Linked DNA regions of Mus musculus: region 1 is linked to region 2. The links are chromatin loops, found by intact Hi-C in ENCODE. Cell type or tissue: gastrocnemius. All regions are shown on one strand.

Evidence for each region. A loop is a pair of places that touch in the nucleus more often than their neighbours do. Peaks named below come from ENCODE experiments on the same cell type or tissue, not always from the same donor. Only the 100,000 strongest peaks of a DNase experiment are listed, where the experiment ranks them.
Region 1: a loop joins it to region 2, with 5 times the contacts of the local background. A loop is called at or near these places in 32 of 42 quality-filtered maps.

What each region holds. Positions count from the first base shown.
Region 1 is chr4:155,563,506-155,571,505 of GRCm38, reverse strand. It overlaps Nadk (NAD kinase), which reads right to left and starts at 7,691. Exons shown (of 12, transcript NM_001159637.1): 1 at 7,527-7,691. In gastrocnemius, CTCF peaks have their summits at 3,067 (motif pointing right) and 7,400; DNase peaks (open chromatin) are centred at 6,967, 7,428, 7,742 and 7,890; H3K4me3 peaks cover 2,246 bases; H3K27ac peaks cover 6,786 bases.
Region 2 is chr4:155,477,583-155,485,582 of GRCm38, reverse strand. No RefSeq gene overlaps it. Among named protein-coding and RNA genes, the nearest start is that of Gnb1, 9.8 kb to the left of the region's middle. In gastrocnemius, no CTCF peak of the experiment used is centred here; DNase peaks (open chromatin) are centred at 3,682 and 4,011; H3K4me3 peaks cover 884 bases; H3K27ac peaks cover 2,568 bases.

The DNA of each region.
Region 1 (8,000 bases), 86 kb before region 2:
TGGTTCATTAATGCCTTTAAAAGCAGTGTCCCTCCACTTTCAGACCCGACCAACATGAGCAACACAAGAGTGCTGGGGAAGAGCTCTCCACAGAGAGCTGGACTTCAGCCTCCAGGACTGTGAGAACATGAATCTACTTTGAACCAACCAGTCTGTGATGCTTTGTTACAGTAGCCCAGACAACTAAGACCTGTGACCTTGGTCAACCCTATGGAGCCCATGCTAAGGTCAAAGGTGAGAGAATAGATTGGTTCTTACCCTGGCTATATTTTACAATCACCAGAAGAACTTTATCTTTTTTTTTTTTTTTTTTTTTTTTTTTTTTGTAATGTATGTGAGTACACTGTAGCTGTCTTCAGACACACCAGAAGAAGAGGGCATCAGATACCATTACAGATGGTTGTGAGCCACCATGTGGTTGCTGGGAATTGAACTGAGGATCTCTGGAAGAGCAGTCAGTGCTCTTAACCGCTGAGCCATCTCTCCAGCTCCCTATTTTTTTTAAAAAGACAGTTTCTGTGTCCTACCTATTGAAATCAGGTAAGTCAGAATAAGGACTGAGCGGCAGAGGCAGGAGACAGCCACTGAAAAGCTAAGGCCAGCTAGGTCTATGCAGCAAAGAAACAAAACATCTGGGCCTGGTGGCACAGGCCTGCACTCCTAGCTACTTGAGAGGCAGAGGTAGGGCAATGACAAGTTCGAGGCTTGCTTTGGCAACTTAACAAAACGCTGTCTCCAAGTATAAAAAGGCTGAGATATAGCCCAGCAGTAGAGTGCTTACCTAGCACAAGGCAAACTGCTCAATTCCAGTATCAAGCAACAGAAAAGATGATCCAGAAATAGACATCAACCACGGTTTGTGTGTGTTGTGAGCGAACAGCTATCCCTCTAAGACACACCCTAGCCAAGCCTAAAAGGTCTTGACAAAGGTGCTGTAGTGATTCAATAAAAAAAGAACCTTCGCCGGGCACCGGGCGTGTGGCGCACACCTTTGATCCCAGCACTCCGGAGGCAGAGGCGGGCGGATTTCTGAGTTCAAGGCCAGCCTGGTCTACAGAGTGAGTTCCAAGACAGTCAGGGCTACACAGAAAAACCCTGTCTCGAAAAAACCAAACCAAACCAAAACAAAACCTTCAAGTAGTGTTAAGCAGATGGGTAGCCAGTTGAAAAGACTGAAAACTGAACTATGTCCTCTTATCACTTACAAATATTAATCCAAAACAGACTACAGGCTCAAACTGCCTTTTAGAAGCATGAGAAAAAAACTGATCATGATGGCCTTGGCCTTTAAAATCTTTTCCTGTGTGTGTTGTTAGGGTATAAACCTAGGCCTCTATGCTTGCTACATAAGTACTTACTACTGAGCTATACTCCCAACTCATTATGTGTGTTCACTTTTTCCTTTTTTGGTTTTCACAACAGGCTTTCTGTAAGGCTCTGGCTGCCCTTGAACCCCAAGATCCGACTGGCTTGCCTCTAGCGCACTGGCACTAAAGGCACGCACCACCAAGGCCTTGCTTTTCTGTTAAATACAGGGTGGCTCCCTGTAATCCAGTCTCTGACCTTGTGATCCTCTTGTTCCTGCCTCCCGAGTAACTAGGACTACAGGCCTATGCGGCCATGTTCATTCTAATTTTTGTATGACGCAGATAAGGAAATGAAAATATGGGCTGGAGAGTTGGCTCAGTGGTTAAGAGCACTGACTGCTCTTCCAGAGGTCCTGAGTTCAATCCCAGCAACCACATGGTGGCTCACATCTGTAATGGGATCTGATGCCCTCTCTGGTGTGTCTGAAGAGAGCAATAGTTTATTTATTTATTTATTTATTTTTTATTCGAGACAGGGTTTCTCTGTGTAGCCCTGGCTGTCCTCGAACCCAGAAATCTGCCTGAATCTGCCTTCCAAGTGCTGGGATTAAAGGCGGGTGCCACCCCCCACCCCCGTTTATAAATAAATCTTTAAACAAACCAAACCAAACAAAAATTACCAAATAAAGAGTTGAACTTTAAAAAAAAGAAAGAAAATGAAAATATATGCATATATTAGCAGATTTTTTTTTTTTTGACACGGGCTTCACTATATAATTCTTCACTCTCCCTTCATTCCCAGATGCCCAAGGGTTCAGTCCACTCCTGGACACTGACATCAAGTGTAGGATCTGAATTCAATCCCTTGCTCCACACTGCAAGAAGAGAACCAACTCCTTCTGACCTCCACAGACAGGCTGTGTACATCTGACCCCATCCGTATACACAAGACCTAAGTAAACAAGTATAGCTTTACAATTAGAAAGTAGCTGCCTGGTAAAGTCCAAGGGTTACACTGGCCAAGGCCTGTGGGGTTTCTGTGCAGTGCTGACCTCCCTCACAGTGCCTTGTTAGGTCATTTCAGGGCGGACTGGATGGTCTGTTAAAATGGCAATTATCACATAAAGACTCTATACTAAGAGCAAGTGCCCACATCGGCATTTGACATGGTAGAAAATGACAGCACGTCACACATATTATGGTGCCACAGGCATCTCTCAAATTAGGGCAGAAAGGACCCCACAGTGACTAGCAGAATGTGGCCAGGCTCACATACAGCCTTGTCCTGGTCATTAGGTTAGACAGACTCTTGTACATGCTACACTTGGCCTTTGTCCAAGAGCCTGGAAGATATGGTGAGAATCAAAGTGCAGAGGAAGGCTCACCGAGAGAACAGGGCATCATCCTATTGCGTGTCCACTAGGGTTGGACTGCTGGCTTCTCAAGGCAAGAGAGAGTGGCCACTACCCAGGCTCTCAGGTACCAATCCACCCTTGGAGCCTTTATAAAAACAGATTTAGGGCTGGGGAGATGGCTCAGCGGTGAAGAGCACTGACTGCTCTTCCAGAGGTCCTGGGGTTAATTTCCAGTAACCACATGGTGGCTCACAACCATATATAATGGGGTCTGATGCTCTTCTAGTGTGTCTGAAGACAGCAACAGTGTACTCACACATATAAAAAAATAAATCTTTAAAGAAAAACCAAAAAAACAAAAACAGATTAAGATTTATTTTTATGTGTATGCAGTTCCCACAGAGACCAGAAGAGGGTGCAGCATCCTTTGGAACTGGAGTTTACAACCACAAAGGTGCAGAGGGAAATAAACCCATTTCCTCTATAATAGGAGCAACAAGTGCTATTAACCACCATGAGTCATTTGTCCACGTCCCAAGTCCCCCCTCCCCTTTTTAAAACTATAGTTGTTCAGTGTGGAGGAGGAACGCCTTTAATTCCAATACTGAGAGGAAGAGGCAGGCAGTTCTCTAAATTCAAGCACAGCCTAGTCTACATAGTGAGTTGCAGGCCATTTGTGGTTACATAGTGAAACTGTTTCAAAATATAAAAAAAGAGCCAGGTGGTGGTCTTTAATCCTAGCACTTGGAAGGCAGAGACAAATGGACCCTGAGTTTGCGGCCAGCCTGGACTAAGGACAGCCAGAGTTACACAGAAAAGCCCTGTGTCAAAACAAAATAAAGAAACAACAACAACAAAAATAAATTAATAAAAAAGGAGCCAGGCCTAGTGTGCACACTTAGTTCCAGGACAGCCAGAGCTACACAGAGATTTTGTGTCTTAAAAAAAAGAAAAATAAACCAGGAGATCGTGGTATAAAAGCCTTTAATCCCAGCAGAAGCAGGTGGCTCTCTAAAGTGAGGCCAGCCTGGTCTACAGATTGAGTTCTAGGACAGCCAGGGCTTCAGAGAGAGAGACCCTGATTTGAACATCCCAACACCCCCTCCCCCAATTTTTTTTTAAAAGAAAAAAAAAACCCAATTAAGTAAATAAACAGATACACGTATTTACTTATGGGTTGGTGCACACATGCTCACTCGCATGACACAATCTGCCCGTGGCAATCGAAGGGCAGCCCCTAAATCCCTCCTCTTACCCTGAGGGTCCCTGGGAGTGAATCCCGGGTGGTTGCTAGGACTGACCCATCATCCCTCCTCCTCTGTTTTTAATTCTATTTAATTCCATTATTTAATTCTTTCGTCGCCAACCTTTCCCTAGGTAACTCTTCAAGCAAGGTCTAAAAAGTGAAGCGGAAACAAAGGCTAGGCAAGATGATTATCAGGTGCTGAGGTAGCTGGGGGGGGTGAGTGCACTTAGTTATCCCTGTTGGGATTTTTTTCATTGTTGAGTAGCTTGGCTGGCTTGGAAAAGGAACTGAGTCACCATCATGGAGTAGCAAGAAAGATATCAAAATGTCAATAAGCTCATGTACAACAGGAACCAAAGGCAGGCATGAACACACAGAGAGTCAGCCCAAGAAACGTAATACAAACGTTCAATTCCATGTGAACTTCAAATATATGTAGAAGCGGTAAATGAAAAGCGAAGCCAGGTGTGTTGGTGCGTACCCGTGACCCAAGCACTCAGCACGCAGGAGGAAGACTGCAATCTGTGTGACAAAAGTCTGAGTCTTTGAAAATAGAGGGAATGAAGGAAGAAATGGAGAGAAAAAAAATAAAAAGAAGGAAAATTAGTGAAAGCAACAGGTAAATGTTTAACTTCATTAGTTAATACCAAGTTGGAAAAGTTTCCAGTTCTTGTTCATTTGTTTTATGAGACAACGTGTTGCTGTATCAAACATGATGGTATCACTACTGTGAGCCACAGAGTCCAGGTTTAGTGATTACCTAATACCTACCTCATTTCTACAAATAAATGATACCCAAGCTAGCAGACAGGTCAGAGAAGTGTGCTGTTTCTGGAAAGTTCTAAGGAACGGGATCACAGAACCCATCTAGTGGTGGAATAGTTTCACAGACCCAAGAGAGGCACTCTGGTCTAGAAGGCTAAGTGGTCAGGCGCTGCTGCCCTTTCCACTGCACCGTGGACAGCACTGGCGTACATTGCTAGTACCGTCTCTGCCTTAACCCGATCATTTGTTTTCACGAACTTGTTCCCAATGCAGTAGCCCTGGGAGGACAGGTGCCATGGATCAGAATAGAGGACAATGATAAGCTAAGCAACTATCACAAACAAGTAGGATGGTTTCCTGGGGTTGAAAGCGACACCTCTGCCTTCAGGAGGGCAGGAGCCATGTGGTAACTGTAAACAGATCTCACAAGTCCTAGAAAGCAGAGCCTGAGATCAAAGCCCACCCCTCTTGTCCTCCCAAGGCTCCTCCTCCGCGTGCTGAGCATTTTGCACGGATCTCCCTCTTGCTGCGACACCAGAAAACAGACAGATTCAAGGTAAAGATGGAGATGAATCCATTCCCAACACCTGAGAGGGCGAAGCCTCAGCAGTTACAAGGCTCTTGCTGCTCCCAGAGAACTTGAGCTTCCTTCCCAGCACCCACATCCGGCAGCTTTCAACCATCTGTAACTCCAACTCTAAGGGATCTGACACCCTCTTCCTGCCTCCAAGGCACACATACTCGTGTGCACATAATAACCACACGCAAACACACATGCATACACATAAATCCAAAATAAAGTAAATCTTAGAGTGGGGGCTGGAGAGATGGCTCAGTGGTTAACAGCACTGACTGCTCTTCCAGAGGTCCTGAGTTCAATTCCCAGCAGCCACATGGTGGCTCACAACCATCTGTAATGAGATCTGATGCCCTCTTCTGGTGCATCATACATATAAAATAAATAAATAAATCTTTAAAAAAAAAAAAAAAGCATTAAGAGTAGGACTTTGGGTGGTGGTGCCCGGACGTCTTTAATCCCAGCACTCAGGAGTCAGAGGCAGGGGATCTCTGAGTTCAAGGGCAGCCTGGTCTACAGAGTGAGTTCCAGGACAGAGAAACACTGTCTTGAACTCCATCCTCCACCCTGGAAAAAAAAGAAAGAAAGAAAGAAAAAAAAAGAGTGAAACCACCCAAGGCTTGAAAAAGAGCTCAGTTGGTACAGTGCTTGCACACACAAAGCCCTGGGCTTCATCCCAACATCACATTAAAACAAGAAAAAGCCCAACTGGATATGGTTTGGTTCATGCCTGTAATCCCAACATGCAGAGGAACATACAGGACAAGAAGTTCAGAGTCACCCTTGGCTACACAGGGAATTAGAAATCAGCTTGGCATACATAAAGTTATGTCTAAAAACAAAGGAAGGATCAGAGACATGGCTCAGTAGACAAAGGCACTTACTGCCAAGCCTGATGTCTTGGGTTTGATCCATGGAGCCCATGGAGCAGGAGGAGAAAACCAACACTTGGAAGCTCTTCCTTCCATTCATGAGCAGTAGAGTAGCAAGTGTCCACTCCCATTAAAAAAAAAAGGAAAAAACCACCACTTGCTTCTCTCCATCTCCAAGTGATGCCTAGAGAGCTAAACTATTCATTTAAGTACTGCTGTTTTATCTGTTAGCCACTTCTACCCAAAAGGAGGGGTGGGGGATGGATTGTGGCTCAGTGGGACAGCACTTGTGTGAGGATCTGGGCTGGACCTGTAGCACTTCAAACAAGATGAAAAAGAAAAAAAATGAATAAAACTGCATCGTTTTTAATAAATAAATCTACAAAGAAGAAAATGCAGAAGCATTCTGAGATGCCACCTCCAAATGAAGAAGCTACCTGGTCATACTGTATATTGGCACCCGTGGCTGTCCCAGAGCCCAAGATGGGCAGTGTAAGTCACAGTGAAGTCACTGCTGAGGACAAATACGTTCAGAGGGAAGGTGCCGTGCTTTTAATTACCAAGGCGAGGATGCCAGCTTTCCGGCCCGTGGAAACTGACAGTGATACATGAAACCAATGAATATAAGTTTGAATAACACTCTTCTCAAGAGGCAAGCCAAACGAATAAGTTTTGAACCAAAACAGAGAGTTTCCCAAACAAGAAAGGAAAAACAAGTCGCTATTCAGAATCAATGCCAGGAGAAAGCCCATTGCTTGGGAGAGCTGGAAAGAGACGCCGGATCTTGGCCAAGCAAAGGCAGATCCTGGGACTGCGCTGGGCACGCCCTGTTCCCATAACGAAGAAACCTGCCAGAGGCCAAGACAAGCGGCCTGTGAGTGTGACATCCTGAGAGGCAGCAGCCTCTAGGAACATCTCCATGGACTCTTCAGGACTTTGGAAGCTCCTGGCAAGTACTGGATACCAAGTTTACGATGGGGTTTTGGAGAGTTTCACACCTCGATTGCTTACAAAACGCTCGTCTGACTACTTTGCCCACATGCCAAGGTCTCTGGCGCTTGCTAAGGCCCCACTGGAAGACCAATGGAGCCGATTCGGCTGCGGTGCTGCGCGCTGAACTGGCTTAGAACAGAACGGCGGCCTACATGGCTTCTCCCGGGACCCGAACCTCTGACTCGTCCCCCTAAACCCAAGGCCGGACCAGATCTTCAGACCTGTCCCTTAGGCTCCTTCCCCGAGACCACGCGTCATCCTGGCTGCAACCCACGTTCGGACGCAGGGAGGCGCGTCAGAGCCACCAGCGCCCGGCCTCGGGCAGGTGGGCAGGGCCGGCGCCGTGACCCTGTCTTCACGGGTCCCGGCCAGTGACGCCGGGCAGAGGGCGACCCCAGGCCCCGCACTCACCGTCGGCTGCCGCGCGCCCGCGTGGACGTCTACATGCTGGGCCGAGCAGGCGGTCCCTGCTGCCCTACTGCTACCTGGCTCTCAGCGACCCAGCCGCCCGCCACCCCATGGCCGCTCGGTCCAGAGACCGGCACCACCAAGCCCCGCTGCGCCGCGGCTGTCAGTGCGCAAGCGCAGCCCGCACGCATGCGCTGCAGGGCACGTGGGGAGAGCGGCGCAGCCGCACCTACACAGGCGTGCACGCAAACTTCGGGTTTTTCAAAACCCTTTGTAGGCCAAGGATCAGAGGCTGGGGGGTGGGGTGGGGGGTGGGAGACGTGAAGAGGGAGGGGCGAGGCAAAGGGGAGGCGGGGCCGAGAGGAAGTGGGCGGGACACAGGAGTAGGAGGCGGGGCAAAGGAACTGAAACAGGGCATAGCGGAATGGGATGGGGACAAGGAGCGGAAGACAGCACGGGGGGGTGGGGCCAAGGTTG
Region 2 (8,000 bases):
CAGTTCTTAGCCCTGAGACATTTTGTGGCTTGTGGACAAAACATTTCCTTCCCCCACACAGTGTTAACTTACAGACCTAGGCAGACACAGGAAAGGGGTTCTGGGAACAATGAATGGGGAAACACACATACTATTTATTGGCCATGCTGAATCTAGAAACCGGATATGGACCCTGAGGTCATGATAGCTTGCTTGTCTAAGGCAAAGGAGCTACCTAGATTCTGAGCTGCTAGGTGCAGGCCCCTGCCTCCAGCTCTCTTCTCTGCCTAGAGCCTTGCCTGAGGGAAGGGAGTTCCTGACATCCTGGGGACTCTTTTCCCAGCAGATGGCACCCTGGGACCCACTATCCTGAGACTAGGCTCTTCCAACACCTGCTAGGTAAACATATCACACCTGTGGCAGCGGCAGCAGCAGCAGGGGCAAGCCACCCAGCTCTCAAACTTTCCACAGAGGCCAGGCTCCTTAGGGTTCTGGCTAAGGGGCCACAGGATTGTTGCTGGAACTGAGCTTGTCCCAGAATCCTGTCCACAACCCTGCTGGGCCCACCAGGTATGGACAGAATGTGTACTTGGAAGTGCCCTTCTACACCAGGAAACTATTTGTCACTAAACAAGACAATACTATCAGAGCCATTTCCAGTGGGCAGGGGAGGCCATCTATAAGCCTCTCCGGACCCCTAGTAGGTATGGTTCTGGCCATAATGGGTCCTGTTCATAGAGTCCTGAATTCCCCTTAGGCTGAAGATCTGTATGCCACATTCTAACAGAAAGTCACCCCAGTTTGCCAGATTGACCCCCCTGAGGAAGGTTCTGGGTTGCAGCCTTCTAGCCCCAGCGAACCCACACTTGATGTCCTTTGCTGCTCTCCTCACCATGCCCATGTTGTCCTCCCCTCCCCTCCCCTCCTCTGTCCCACGTCTCCACAAAGAACTTCCACAGTCTCACATGTACTCGTGGACTTAATCAGAAGGGAGAGAGAGCCCTCAGATATGTCTGTTGACTCTGTTCCCTGGCTTTATCTTACCTTTTTTTTTTTTTTTAAATGTGGAAAGGGCTGGAGAAATGGCTCAGCAGTTGTAGGCACTGGCTATTCATCCAGGGGACCTGGGTTTGATTTTCAGCACTCACATGGTAGTTCATAACCTTCTGTAACTCCAATTCCAAGGGAATCCAACACCCTTTTCTGGCCTCTGTGGACACCAGACATGCCCATGGTGCACACACACACACACATGTTTTTGTTTTTGTTTTTGAGAGATTTCTCTGTGTATCCCCGGCTGTCCTGGAACTTAGATCCACCTGCCTCTGGCTGGTGCTGGGATGAAAGGGTCATGCCGCCACTGCCTAGCAAAATGTGCTGTTTATTTATTTATTTATTTATTTATTTATTTATTTAATATTTGAGAGACTGTGTCTCGTGTATCCAAGGCTGGCCTCTAACTCACTATGAGGTCAACGATGAGATGACCTTAGCTTCTAATCCTCTTGCCTTTGCCCTCCAAGTGCTGGGATTAGAGGATATAACAGCAGATTCCCCCCCTTTTTTTTTAAATTAAAAAGAAATTGAGATAGGATTTTTATTTTGGTTTAGTTTGGTTTGGTTTGGTTCTGCCTCCCGAGAGCTGTAATTCAAGGTGTGTCACACCACCAACAGCATTGAGACAGGATCAGCCAGCATTGGCTTAGCTTTGAGCTTGTGATTTCTCAGCCTCTGCCTCTCTACTGCGTCCATGTCACTGTCCTTTCTGTCCTGCTGGTCTCTTGATTCCCACCCAGCGGCCCCATGCTAGGTGGGAAGCCAGTCTTCAGGAGTTTGTCCCCTCCCTGCTGATGGTGCCCAGTTGAGATAGCTGCTCTAGGCCCTTCCACTTCTTCCTCAGGCCAGCTGACCTTTCACCTCGTGCCTGAGTCTGTTCATCATGTCAGTGACATTGTCCCAGGCCTCTGCCTGGGACCCGAGCAAGAATCCATATGTAGTGCACCATCCTGAGTTCAATAGTACTAGGAATGAAAGAGTCGCTGAATAGCCTCCTCATACCACTTCCTTACCCAGAGTCACTCAACTGTGATCTAAGCCATGTTCAGCCATCCTTGACACTGGGCCCTGGACCCTTTTGTAGAGGCCCCAAGGCAAGAAGCAGTTAACAGCTTAACCTTCTGTAGAGCCATCCTTGATGCTAAGCCTCAAGCCCCAGGGCAGCACCCCAGGGGTTCAGCCAACACATTCTTGGCAGGACCTGGATCCTGCAGGGGCAGCTTCCTTCTGAGTGGCCTCTGGGGTCCAAGAGCTGTTTGTCTAGAATTTTGTCCCTGTGGTTCAGTCACCTACCACCTGGGAGATGATGCAAGATTTGCCGGAAAGAGGCAATGAGGAGAGGCAGGCATGGGGGAGAGCGAGCCATGGCTCCAGGCAGTGACAGTTTTGTGCTTTGGGAGGACTGACAGTGTGGGGCTGGAATTGGGGTTGGCCTCCAGCTGTGAGGTACGGATGCTGGAGCCAGCATCATCTATACATCTATAGCCTTCAGGTACCTTCCAGGGGAGGCTGGGCCAACGGTGCTTGGTGTTTTGAAAAACAGCCTAGGAGGCCATGAAGGGAGCGAGGGCCCTGGAGCTTCTCTCTGTGACGTCCCTGTGAGATGGGTTGGGCCCTGCTGCAATACCTCTGGGGCTCATGCCTAGGCCTGCCCTGAGTCCTTTGTGGTCGGCCCTGCGACTAGCTCAGACTTCTAATGGTCTCCTATTCTGCCTCATTTGCCCTTCTATTGCTCTCTGAAGTTTATTTTTTATATACTTATTTATTTATTTATTTATTTATTTTTTTAGATAGGCCCTCACTATGTAGACTTGGTTGGCCTGGAGCTCACAGAGATCTGTCAACCTTTGCCTCTGAAGTACTGGGATTAAAGATGTGTGCGTGCCAGCACACCCAGTCTATCCTTTGGGGTCTTTAATTTTCTTCTTCTTTTCTTTCCTTTCCCCCCACCCCCCGCTCTCCAATCATCAGTCTCTCTATGTATTTCTGGCTGCTCTGCAACTCACTATGCAGACCAAGCTGACCTCGAACACACAGAGATACATCTGCCTCTTCCTCCAGGGCACTGGGATCAAAGGTGTACGCCATTGCTTTCCTTCCTTGACTCCTAGAAAAGATTATATATATGGAGAAGCGCTCCAGCCCTGCAGTGGGGACAAGAGTAGATGCCTTTGATTCAACACTGACTGGGTGTTCCTGGGGTCACCTGCTGCCTTGCCTACCCACTACAGCTTGCGAACGCTGCCTCTCAGGCCAGGGCTCTATAAAGAAAAGAATGCATGCGCCTCACTAGCTTTACTACCCAGTCTCAGTTTTCCTTCCGTACTGTAGAGATGTAGATAGGATGGAACTCCCTGGCAAATGCTAAGGCCACTTCTACTCTGGTGGCTGGACACAATGGACTTAAGGTGTAGAGCAGTCTGTGCCCTCAATGCCTTTGGATAAAACGGCTCTGCTGAACATTTAAGACAGAAAAGAACAAGGGCGAGCCCTTCCCTGTCCCATCGTAGAGTCCAGAGCCATGGGCGGCTCAGATGAGCCTGAGCCAAGTTGGGGCTGGACAGAGCAGGAAGTACAGCGTGGTCCTCCCTCTCCAAGGACTAGGTCCAGGCCTGTTGGCTCGCCTGGTGGGAACAAGCGCCACCATGCCCAGAAGGCTGTTTGCAGGGATTGTTAGTCAGAAACTTGGCACTTGCACAGATTGGGGTTAGAGTTCTGCGTGTGCCCCCCACCCCGCCCCCATCCCCTCACCCCGAGTTAGGGTCTGCACCTGCAGGACTGTAGCTATTGTCAGCTTTCCAGGTGGCTGAGATGGAATTTATGTCTATTCTTTTTCTTTGCAATTGTGGAAACTTGAAAGTGATACTTACAAGACTGCGTTTCGAAAACAGAGCGCCCCACCCCTGGTCTCCAACCCAAGCTTTTAGTCCCAACAGACTCCGAAGAGCCCTGGCCGCCACGCCTGGCTGCGAATGGTGCTCGAGCGCCACCTGGTGGGAAATAAGCGGAACTTCCGAACTCCGAGCGGCGCCGCTTCCGGATTGGTTGAATGAATGAAAGAAGGGCTTAAAAGTGGAGCAGAGAAGGAGCTTGGCATGATTGACAGGGACAAAGTCAGGACCGGGCTTGGGAGAAACGTCCAACTGGGCCCAGTTAACACCCCCACTCCCATTTTTTAGTGTTTCGACACAAGGTTTTGTGGTGTCGCCCTGAATGTCCTGGAACTCGCTCTGAGACCGGACTGGCCTGGAACTCAGAGATCCGCCTGTCTCAGCCTCCTGAGTGCTGGGATTAAATAAGGGTCTTACGATGCTGACCTCGCCTCACAGTGTGCGGCACTCTTGTACCAATACCCAAAGGCTTTCAATTCAGCTGTCCGCCTAACCCCTCAGCAACATGAAGGAGAGAAAATCTTAGCAGGCCAAGCCTGAAGACTCAATAGTCAGCAGTTAGAGAGAAGGGGGATTACGGTTTTTGACGACAGCCTGAGGTACAAGGTGAAATTCGAGCTCAAAGAAGTAAAGATGATAAGTGTAGCTGCCAGTGGCCAGGGGATACTGGGCTCCTGAAAGGAAAGCTGGAGATGGATGGGAAGGATGGCCAGAGAAATAACGAGCCAAGACAAAGTTCTCTGACCAAGGCTCAGTGTTTTAATTCTCTAGTCTGACTTTTAAAGTGGGTGTGTGGGGGGATCCCTCCCCCACTATGCCAGGAAAACAAGCTCAGCTGCTCAACAGGTCGTGGCTTCTTGCAGGAAGCTGCGGATGTGGCAGGACGATAGACTTTACCTAGATCTGAAGGCAAACAAGGTCTGATCCAGACGCTCAAGGCTGGGGGTGAGGGCACAGATAAGTGGCTCAGAGATTAAAAGCATCTTTTGCTCTTGCTGGAGGACCTAAGTTCGCTTTCCAGCATTCCGGTGATGGTTCACAACTGTCTATGTACAGCTCCAGTACCAAGGCGTCTGAAACCCTCTTCTGCCTTCCTGGGTAGCAGGCATCCACGAGGTGCACATATGTACACGCTGGCAAATACACAGATGGTAAAGGTAAGCATTCTTTTTTTAAAAGTAAGAGGCTGCTGTTTTCCCAGAGAACCGGGGTTCAGTTGCCTGCACCCACATGGCAACTTACAAGTGTACGCAGCTACAATCCCAGGGGATCTAGCCCCTTCACAGACATATGTGCAAAAAAAAACACCAAGTTACATAAAATTTTAAAAAATCTTTAGGGGAAACAAAAAGAATAAAAAGGACTAGGCAACAGCAGCTCACACCTTCAATCCCAGCACTCGGGAGGCTGCGGCAGGCAGATCTCTGGGGTTGAGGCCAGCCTGGTTTACAGAGCAAGTTCCAGGACAGCCAGGGCTACATGAAGGAATTCTGTCTCAAAAACAAAAACAAACAAGCAAAGACTAAAAAGGAGATAAACTCTGTCTGGCAATACATTTCTTGTATTCTGCACTATCTGTCACTTCTACTTCACTAAAACATAGCTGAGGCTCAGCCTGGCCTCGCAGAGATGAGGACAGAGGCCATGTCTGGTGGCTGGCGCTCCCATCCAGGTCTCTTTGTATGCAGGAAGACCCACTCCTGTGGTAGGTGGGAAGTGTGGAGGCTTCAGAGAAGTTGGTGAGTATCTGTCTCAATACAAATTGTTTGGCTGTGCTGGATATAGATCCAGGTGTATTATGCCTGCTAGGTGGGTTTACTCCCACCCACCACCGAGCTGCCTAAGAGCCTAATTGCCTATTTTACCAAAGTCATGTATAGTCTTAGTAGATAACCTTGATGAACTCAGAGAACCACCTCAACTCTTCCCTGATTCTATTTTCTACTCCCACAGTGTGTGTGTGTGTGTGCTTATGTGTGTATGTGTGTGTTTGTGTAGTGTATATGTGTTTGTGTGTGTTTATGTGGTGTGTATGTGTTTGTGTTTGTGTGTGTGTGTGTGTGTGTGTGTGTGTGCTTCTTTCCAGGCACACATCATTACCTCTCTGTGCTAGGAATGAAATCCAGGGCTTTGTGTGCTTTCTAAACATAAATTATCCACTGGGTTCTACCCTACCTATCTGCTGTGGTCTCATTTGCCTTTCCTCCATGGTTAGTGATACCGAACATCTTTTCTTGTGTTTGTTTCCTACAATCTCTGCTCTGTCCTCTTCAGAGGGACGTCCACCCAGGTCCTTTGCTTATTTTTAAAAAAACTGATTTGGGGCTGGAGGCTGGAGAGATGGCTCAGCGGGTAAGAGCACTGACTGCTCTTCCAGAGGTCCTGAGTTCAAATCCCAGCAACCACGTGGTGACTCACAACCACCTGTAATGAGATCTGATGCCCTCTTCTGGTGTGTCTGAACAGCTACAGTGTACTCATATATAATAATAAATAAATCTTAAAAAAGAAAAAAGAAAAAATTAAAACTAAAAAAACCCTGATTTATGGGCTGGAGAGATGGCTCAGCAGGTAAGAGCACTGACTGCTCTTCCAGAGGTCCTGAGTTCAAATCCCAGCAACCACATGGTGGCTCACAACCACCCATAATGAGATCTGACCCCCTCTTCTGGTGTGTCTGAAGACAGCTACAGTGTACTTACATATAATAAATAAATAAATAAATAAATAAATAAATAAATAAATAAATCTTTTTTAAAAAATTTAAAAAACTGATTTATTTGGGTTGGAGAGTTGGCTCAGCGGTTAAGAGCACCGACTGTTCTTCCAATGGTCCTGAGTTCAGTTCCCAGCAACCACATAGTGACTCACAACCATCTGTAATGAGATCCGATGCCCTCTTCTGGTGTGTGTCTAAAGACAGCTACAGTGTACTCATAAATAAAATAAATCTTTTTTAAAAAGCTGATTTATTTATTTTTGCAGAGAGGTGAGGGAAGGGTTCCGGGATAGATTCAGGCACAGAGAGGCTGAGGAACTTAGTCGACAGTTCCTGGGGGAGAGAGGAGGAGAGCAGCGTTGCAAAGTATAGGCCCATCAGGGCATAAGAAAAGATAGAGCAGGTAGCTCCAAAGGGGAGGAGGCATGGAAATCGCCATTTGAGATGGGATTCTGATATCATAGAGGCTCAGAGGAGTAGCGAGAAGCCATGGGCCTCCTAGGGAAGGAGCTGAGAACAGTGGACGCAGAGGGGGCTCGTGTCACGGTGACGGACAAGGATCTCAATCCGGGGCATCCCCAAGTGACCGAGGGAACTGCCAGAGAGAAATGTCCCCAGTCGTGGAGGATAGCTGTCCCTTTCCATGTGACAGGAGAGCTTCCTGTCACACCTATGTGGCTTTTGTAGTAAGAGTAGACAAAGCAGGCAGCTCTGGAGTGACACCCAGTAGAGGAGAGGGTGGTTAGAGCAGGGTAGAGAAAAACAACTGAAGGGGACCCTGACAGGCTTTTGGGAAGAGGGAGGGTTCCAACAGAGACCGAGGAGGAATAAGTGTCCAAGGAGAGAGGTGCCCACACGGTAGGCACCCCGGAGCAGGGTGTAGTTGGCTCTGGAATCCAGAGAGAGGGTCTGCTTATTGAGCAGTCTAGGAGAGACGGAAGCTGATGAGGATTCAGACCCTAGAATTTGGAGACGACGATGGTGGGTGGCAGAAGCCAGCAGAGACAAATGACCCGTGCGTATCTTAGAAGAGTCAACTAGAAGAGGTCAAACCCCTAGGAAGGAGGCTCCTGTGTGCTCCTCCCAGGGTTCTGAGCACCAGGTGAATGAAAATGAAGACATTGTCACTCCTATTGTACATATGAGGGAGAGCAGAGCCAGGCATCTGGAAGGGTCCAGACTGAAAAGGACATGAAGGGTGGGGAAAGAGGAGAGACGGCGAGCAGACAGAGAGAGGAACCAAGAGAGCTCAAGGCAGAATCGCAGGGTTTTGAGTCAGCTTTCTCTTCTTCAGGACTTGACACACATACCTCTAGATATCGCCTAAATAGTACTGGGCTCTTCCACTCATTGTA